Linked DNA regions of Homo sapiens: region 1 is linked to region 2. The links are chromatin loops, found by intact Hi-C in ENCODE. Cell type or tissue: gastrocnemius medialis. All regions are shown on one strand. Links, peaks and the distances in the headings refer to the core of each region. The heading gives the core; the rest is flanking DNA.

Region 1 (4,400 bases), core at 250-4,249, 100 kb after region 2:
ATGTATGCAGGATGCAAAAGTACTTCTGTACCTGGTATTAGACCAGTTCCTTGCATATATTGATGCAGTATAATGATAATCTTCCAAACTGTTGCTATTGGTCAGCAACCCTATCCCCTCTCTGCCTTTCTAGTAGCCCTTATGGTAGGGAACTTTCTACTCTCTGCACTTTCTTGAACTAATATGGTATGCAAACAACATTGGCAACTATCAATTCCTTCCTGATATTCATGCCCTTAGCAACCAGGAACTTATTTTTAGTTGGTGTTCTGAGACCAAGAAAAAGATCATGGAGAGATGCTAAGCAAATGACTATAACTGCCATAAGTCATAATTCTCACCCCACATAACTTGATAAGTTGAGCCAGCACAGTGGGTTCCAAATGCACAGACTTAGAATCCCTAAGAGTAGAAAGCTGGTATCCACATTTTTAATAAATGCCTCAGGGATGCCTTTTAGCAGTTAATATAACATTGGTCCATGGACCAACAATGAGGAGCCAGTGATCTGCTATAAGGTCTGGGACAGCTATCCAGCTCCTAAAAATGGGAGCATCACCCCTTGTTATGTACACTCCAATATAGGCTTAATCACTTAACCATGAAGAATGGTGGCTCTTTTTTCTAAAACTACAAATAACCAGAAAGTTAATTACACCATTCCCTATCTCTTACTCTCTCTTCTTATCAGATGAATGATAATTAGTCCTCTAAGCTGGTTTTTCAGAGGACCACTAATATTACAGATGGACATACGTTTAATATGTCTTCATACAGTAGCCAGGCTCCAAGCAGGCCTCCAGTGAGTCTTCTTCCTGATATTCATGCCCTTGTTGTAGGCCCCTCCCATAATGTTGAGAGCTAACCTGTGTAGTCAACAGGACATTGAGGAAATGACAGTGTGACATCCCAGGGTAGGTAACAAAAGACACTGACACTTACACGTTTGCTCTTTTGGGTCCCTTGTAATAGGGGAGCATCTGCCTCATAATTAGGACATTCAAGCAGCCCTTTGCAGAAGTCCACATGCAGAATTAGTCTTCTACCAACAGCCAGCACCAACTCACCATCCATTTGAGTGAGCCATCTTAGAAGTGGATCCTCCGGCCCCAGTCAAGCCTTCAGATGACTGCAGCCCTTGCTATCATCTTTACTATGATCTCAAGGCAGAACCACCCAGATAAGCCACTCCTGAATTCCTGATTCACAGTAACTGTATTAACAATAAATGTTTATTATTGTCTAAAGCCACTAAGTTTCATGGTGATTTGCTACATAGCAGTAGCTTATACACCTAGTTTAATCCAAGAATGACATCAGAGCTCCTAACTTAGGACTCTGTCTGTGGCCATAACTCAGCAGGTATCCCAGATAAAGTTACTTCTTCCCTTTCTTTTTTAATTTAGTCCATTAAAAAGAAGTTTCACAAAAGAAAGGTTTTTCATTTTTTTTTTTTTTTTTGAGACAGAGTCTCGCTCTGTTGCCCAGGCTGGAGTGCAGTGGTGTGATCTTGGCTCACTGCAAGCTCCACCTCCCAGGTTCACGCCATTCTCCTGCCTCAGCCTCCCGAGTAGCTGGGACTACAGGAGCCCGCCACCACGCCCAGCTAATTTTTTGTATTTTTAGTAGAGACGAGGTTTCACCATGTTAGCCAGGATGGTCTTGATCTCCTGACCTCATGATCCACCCACCTCGGCCTCCCAAAGTGCTGGGATTACAGGCTTGAGCCACCACGCCCGGCCAGAAAGGTTTTTCTTTTAAAGAGCCTTGGTAACAGTCCTACTGTATCAAACAGGATTGGTTTTAAATGAACATCCTTGTACCTCTCTCTACTTGCCAGGGGAGTTGTGAGGCTTAATTAATTACAGATCTTTGGATGAAAGGAGCACTGAGCACTGAGAATTATCATCAAACAGGACCAGGGAAAAATGAAAAAAAAAAAAAAAGACATTTTCTCTCTTTGCTGGCTAAATCCATTTCACCTGAGACTTTGCAAAGGCTGAGTCACCTATTGTTTAGAGAATATTCCATTTTTGCTGAGTGTGGAGTGGAGACAAGCCAGCACAGTGGCAGAATAGGGAGCCCCTGTCCTTTATCTTAAAATAGGCCCCTTTCCCAAAATAAACTCCAACGCTTCTTTTAGAGGACAGTGTGGCCATTTGTATCATCTGAACTTTTAAGGAGGAACAGTGAGATGAAATAGACATGTGATCTAAGCCTCATCTAGCAGACTACCTCCATGTGCATGACACTTCCTAAACTGTGAGCCAGACAACTCCCATGGATGTGGATGTCTTCCCTGAGCAAGCATTAAGTGGAGAAAAATATATTCTTTGGGTTCTCTTCAATGTTTTAATGACACTGCTCCTGCCAGAGGAAGCCCAGGAGGGTAGAACCAATTTTCCACATAAGAACAAAATGGTGTTTGGTAGAGAGGATAGGTAGCAAAATGGGAAAATTACTAAATGTTGTTGCCAAGATTCAAGAGTTCAAATCTGAGCTTCCCCACACACTAAACAAATGACCTTGGTTGAGTAAGTGACTTAACTTCCCCGATCCTTAAGTTCCTCACAGTAAAACATATCCCCAGGATATCACATTTTCCCTCCAGCCCCCACACCACCTCCACATCCCAAAGACAGTGACCAAGAAAGAGGCAAAACTACTTCATCTGGCCATAATAGTGGGAGTTTCCAACACTGAGGGGAACTTAGGCCTCAAACAGTAAGCTGTGTCCTAGATCTTGCTATCTTGCTCTTCAAAGCTCTTTGAGGCTTTCTCTTCTGATGCCTGTCTTTTCCTACAAAGCACAGAATTCTGGCTTGGAAAGGCTTAGGTTCCATCTTTTACAGCCACTTTCTTTTTCGGGGATTCTCAGCAGGGATGCAGAGTTTGGTTTCCCTTCCTAACCAAAATCAGAAAGGTAGGTTTGACTTTTCTTTTAGGTTGGTTCAAGTCCACCCAGCTTCTCTTTGTGGTGCAGCCCAGTTCACCAAAATCCTGTTCAGTATTTGAGGGGCCTAAGCCCCAACTAGCAATAGAGTGTCCCTTTGCATTGTTTCACCCTCTCTGTGCATAAATTTACCTTAGTACTTTCTAGGGGGGTAGCTGATCTACAGAATTATACAAGTATGCCTAGACCAATGGTATCGTAATTATGCCTGGATATTACCATTACCTATATCACCAGGCTGTTGTAATGATCAAGAGAAATAACGAGGGTAAAAAAACTCATCAACATTCAACCCTGGTACCCAGGTTAGTTTTTATTATAGTCCCAGGAGGGTCAGTACCAACCATGCCCTAAAGCAAAAAAAGCCTGCTCAGTAAGTAAATGAAGGAGAGGGAGCAGACCTGAGTGAGACTTCCCTTCCTTTGGCCACAATAGGTTAGACCAAGAAAATGTCTGATGGTGATCAGGCCCTGAATTTATCTTGTTGATTCCAGTAGGCCTAATCATGCTGACGGTCATTGCTGCATGACTTTGAACTTTCTCCAGATTCCAGAGCCAGAGGTGAATTTCTTGGGGGTGTGTGTGTGTGTGTGTGTGTGTGTGTGTGTGTGTGTGTGTTGAGTGTGTTGAAGAGAAGAAAGGGAAGAAAGAGAAGAATGAAGACACTCACGAATCATGTACCAGTTTTATTTTGTTTATAAGATGTAACATGAGCTCTTTCAATAAGCTTGTTGATTTTTATGAGAATTTCCAAGGACCTCCTCAGGATACCAAGTCCACTCTGTTCAGTGTGCCAGTGCCATGTCCCTCCCCAAAGAACCACTCTACATCAAATCACATCAGAGCACTCATTCAGAATGAAGGCCTTGTCATTACACAAGCAAGAACAAGTCTAGGTTACCCAGGCTGAGTATAGATTAGGATTGGCAGAAAATTCCTGCTTTAGAACTAAGTCCTGAGTTCCAGGGTTGGTTTTGACACTAGCTATCTGACCTTCGGAAGGTTGCTGTCAGAAGTCTCAATTTTTCCATCTGTGAAATGGGTATGTTAACACTTACCTGGTCCAGTACCCCAGGACAGTTGTGAGGATCGCATATAAAAGGATTTTTTATACTGTAAAGTGCTTCAAAATGTAAAAAAGCGTGATACTAAACATTGTCATAGATGAAACCATATTTACACAAATATCTCTTCTTTATTTCCTCCCCATCTCCATTTCTCTTCTCTTTTCTATCTTACTATTTATCTATTGTATTCATTCTTCCTCCTCTCTTCACTTTGCCTCAGCTTATATCTTAATGTCAGATGAACACAATACAATCCATATGTATTAACCAACCAGCCCCACTGATATACAAGACTGACATGAAATGGTGATTCCTCATGCAGAACATTTTTGGAAACTCTTTAAGGAAAGGTGTATCTCTTGATTACTGACGAGGATTAT
Region 2 (4,400 bases), core at 327-4,326:
CCCACTAGTTCACGTTCATTTCTCAGTGTCTATTCTCTCTGTGATCCGCAAAGTCTCACAGACAGCCCTAAGTGAGTAAAAAATTTAACATCTGACTTTAGATCAGAACAATATACTCAAGATGCTAACATCTTTTTGGTGTTCTCCAGGTCCAGGACTCTCCAAACCAGGTTTTCTGCTTCTCATCATCATGGTGATTCTTGAGCTAATCCCCACTCTCCAGGGGAAAAGTTTTTGTTTTTGTGTTTTTGAATATTCTTGAAAGAGCATTCAGGTGAAAAAGAAATAAAGAACAAGCAGGAAACAAACTAAAGACTCATTTCAAAGCAGATGAATCCATACTTCCTATAGACAGATGTTGATGCATTGGTCTCCTAACCAGTCCCCAATTACTCCGAATAGCTCTAGTGAAGCTTAGCTCCAGTGAAGAACACTCCATCACAGTGACCCACCTTCAATTACTCATAGCAAGAAATTTGATCAATCTTACCAATTTAGATCTCCCTAAAAACTTATCCGATTCTATTCTAATTCTGCAGAGCTTACCTTTGTATGTACTAAATAATTAATATAATTACATAAAATCCATGTGATGCCTATGATAAATTATGTGTCCAGAACTCAGGATGCATCCACTTGGGAGCCTTAATGTGATTTAAAAGATAAAATCCACTATTTACCTGAACCATTTGTCAAATTTTGAAGTCATGGTAATTTATGCATACAGATATTACATATATGTGTGTATATATATATATACATTTACATAGCTGACTTAGATGACTCAATCATTTAAAAAACATTCTTTATTTCCCTGTGAACCCACAATCAGCAGAGCACTCTTATAAAACCAAAAGAAACTGCCAATACAGCTTGGATACAAACAATCAAACAAAAGACAGCTAGGCCTCAGAGATCATACTGTGGTATTATCTCAAGAGAGCATTAAACCAGGAATCAGCAGAACTGGGCATTAGTCAGTTTCACTATTATTAATCTTTAGGATATGAGGTGAGTTATTTAACTTCTGTGACCCTCAGTTTCTGTACGCAACATTAAAGATTTTTTAAAATTCACCTATGGGAGGCCGAGGCGGGTGGATCACCTGAGGTCAGGAGTTCGAGACCAGCCTGACCAACATGGAGAAACCCCATCTCTACTAAAAATACAAAATTAGCTGGGCGTGGTACTACAAGCCTGTAATCCCAGCTATTTGGGAGGCTGAGGCAGGAGGATCGCTTGAACCTGGGAGGTGGCGGTTGTAGTGAGCAGGGATCGTGCCATTGCACTCCAACCTGGGCAACAAGAGCAAAACTCCATCGCAAAAAAAAAATTCACCTATAATTCCCATATACAGATGTATACTAGCATATTAACAATGGCAATGCCTTTCAACCTTTTTTCTATGCAAATTTCTATCTATACCCTTATCTTCATCTACACAAATACCCATACATCTTTGGAATAATATTGTATAAAAATGAGATTGGATTCTGAGCTCTTTTCTGACCCTAAAAATTCCAATATTCTGGGAATAATGAGGACCAACAATTACATTACTGCTGGTGTAGGCAGCAAAGTTAAAAGATGTGTAGTAACTCCTACCAACTTAGAACACTTGGGGAGTAGGCCTACATGGATTACTGAATATTCAGATAGCTGGGAGTTGGTCAGCACAAGTGTTAGATAAAGCAGGCAGAAGAAATCAGGATGAAGAAGGTAAGTAGACCAGAGTCTTAGGGAGCTTTGGGGGTATTCTGCAAGTAAAGAATTACCACAAAGAAAAACTGTGCAGCCTTAAAAGACAGGTGGAGATACAAATCAAAACAGCCCAGACAGAAGGTCATAAATCATTCCCAGAATCAGCAAGACTAAAGAGAACTGGAAAGCCAGGAAGTCTTATACCATTAGTGGGGTTGGTTCAGCCCTTCTAGAAAGCAATTTGGAAACATCTATCATAAGCCTTGAAACAAGGGTGTCTTTTGACCCAGTATAGGAAGTCGCAAATTTTGCCCCAAGTTTTCACCCTTCCCTTTGCCACATAACCCTGCAGTACCTTCCAACTATGGGTAGGACAGAATGTTCCGCCCCTTGACACTGGGCTTAATCACATGATTTGCTTTGTGATGTTAGTGAATGTGACACAAATAGAGACTTAAAAAGCAGGTGTGAGAATAAGCTTGCCCGTGCCTCTGCCAATGACATGAGAATAGGCTAGGGCCAGCCTGCTGGAGAATGAGAAACAGTGGAGAAGAATCAAATCCCCTGAGTCATCCCAGCGCCAGCTATCCGAGATCAGTACAAACACCAAAATAGTAATAGTAGTTTTCTCTGGGTAGTGAGCTTATGGGAGATTTTTATATTCTTGATTTTGCTTATGTCTCATTTTTACTATATATATCTCTCTCTTTTAAAATATTTTTTAAAGTATGGCTGAAAATTAAGGAAAAAGCCCTCAGCAGACAAAACCACTGGTGTTGTTCATGAAAGGTGAAGGAAGAACTGAGATGGATAAATCAAGACTGATACTGATCAGAAGCCAATGCCACAGAAATGGCTGGGCAGAGGAAGAGACAAATGCCAAGAGAAAAGGTCTGATCAGGATGAGAGCTGCTCTTTCACTTGCCTCTATTTCCTCCCTTTTAACTTATGATTGGGAGAAAAAGGACAGCTGTATTATTAATGCATTAATTATGATAATATTCTGTGCATGACTAATACATGTCAAACCATCCTCATGCCAAATTGAAAACTGACATTTTTACTTCATGAATATTTCTCCATCAGTGACATTTATTGTACGTTCCCAATCTTGCAACAGTGAATGTCAGGTCAACTATCAAGCATTTGCTTTCCTTCCACTTTATTTCCTATTTTAAAGCAGTATGCTGTCACTGTTAATTGGGGTACAAAGTCAGATTGCAGTAGGAGAATTTGAGGCCTCTAGTTTCCTGAACATCTTGCTTTGGTCCCTGGAATACTATGCTATATCTGGGCTTCCTGTCTATCCATGTCTTCTTCTTTACCCTACCTAAACTTGAAATTATCACCACCACCCCCGCTTGTACTATCACTATTTGTTGTTTCATTTTTCCTTTAAAACACTTACCATCATCTAGAATACTGTATATTTATTTATTTTGTAGATTACTTATGACTCGCCATTAGAATATAAACTCTAAGGAATTTTTGTTTTATCCACTGCTGTTTTCCTAGCACCTAAAATAATTCTACAACATACTTGGCATTTGTTAAAATATTTGTTGCATGAATGAACCACTTTCATGAATGGGCTTCTGGGAATCCCCAGAGATCAAGCATTCTAGTGAAAAATTTTATCCTATTTAAACCATACAATGATTTCCTGAATCTCAATTTGTTAATGACCTACAAATAGACTTTTTCAAAAAGCTGCATCATTCAGGTACTCATTTTTGGTCACCCCTTTCAGATTTTCTCCTGAAAACCTGCAACTACACTCACTTTCCCCTCCATGTGTTTATTATATTACCATCCTATGATCACTTCTTGGCCATTGTATTAGTCTGTGCTTGCGCTACTATGAGGAAATACCTGAGACTAGGTAATTTATAAATGTACAAAGAAAAGAGGTTTAATTGACTCACAGTTCCACATGGCTGAGAAGGCCTCAGGAAACTTACAATCATGGCAAAAGTCACCTCCTCACAGGGCGGCAGGGGACAGAATGAGTGCCAAGCAAACAGGGAAGCCCCTTATAAAACCATCAGATATCATGAGAACTCACTCACTATCATGAAAACAGCATGGCAGAAACCACCCTCATGATTCAATTGTCTCCACCTGGTCCCACCCTTGACATGTGGGAATTATTATAATTCAAGGTGAGATTTGGGTGGGGCCCCAGAGGCAAACCATATCATTCTGTCCCTGGCTCCTCCCAAATCTCACCTTGAATTGTAATAATTCTTGTGCGGTTTGCCATTATTTTATGCTTAATCCTCACATTTCAAAAAACAGTCATGCCCTTCCCACAGTCCTCCAAAGTCTTAACTCATTCCAGCATTAACTCAAAATTTGAAGTCCAAAGTTTCATCTGACACAAGGCAAATCCCTTCCACCTATGAGCCTGTAAAATAAAAAGCATGTTAGTTACTTCTTAGATACAATGGGGTTACAGGCATTGGGTGAATACACCTATTCCACATGGGAGAAACTGGCCAAAACGAAGGGGCTACAGGTCCCATGCAAGTCCAAAATCCAGCGGGGCAGTTAAATCTTAAAGCTCCAAAATTATCTCCTTTGACTCTGTGTCTAACATCCAGGGCATGCTGATGCAAGAGGTGGGCTCACATAGCCTTGGGCAGCTCCACCCCTGTGGCTTTGCAGGATACAGCCCCTCTTTCGGCTGCTTTCATTGG

What was found. A loop is a pair of places that touch in the nucleus more often than their neighbours do. Peaks named below come from ENCODE experiments on the same cell type or tissue, not always from the same donor. Only the 100,000 strongest peaks of a DNase experiment are listed, where the experiment ranks them.
Region 1: a loop joins it to region 2, with 2.2 times the contacts of the local background. A loop is called at or near these places in 1 of 110 quality-filtered maps.

What each region holds. Positions count from the first base shown.
Region 1 is chr14:78,470,463-78,474,862 of GRCh38, reverse strand. The region is part of intron 4 of NRXN3 (neurexin 3); the gene reads right to left. Among named protein-coding and RNA genes, the nearest start is that of NRXN3-AS2, 240 kb to the left of the region's middle. In gastrocnemius medialis, for the core only: no CTCF peak of the experiment used is centred there; no DNase peak of the experiment used is centred there; H3K27ac peaks cover 1,010 bases.
Region 2 is chr14:78,574,406-78,578,805 of GRCh38, reverse strand. The region is part of intron 4 of NRXN3 (neurexin 3); the gene reads right to left. Among named protein-coding and RNA genes, the nearest start is that of NRXN3-AS2, 130 kb to the left of the region's middle. In gastrocnemius medialis, for the core only: no CTCF peak of the experiment used is centred there; a DNase peak (open chromatin) is centred at 2,175; H3K27ac peaks cover 1,886 bases.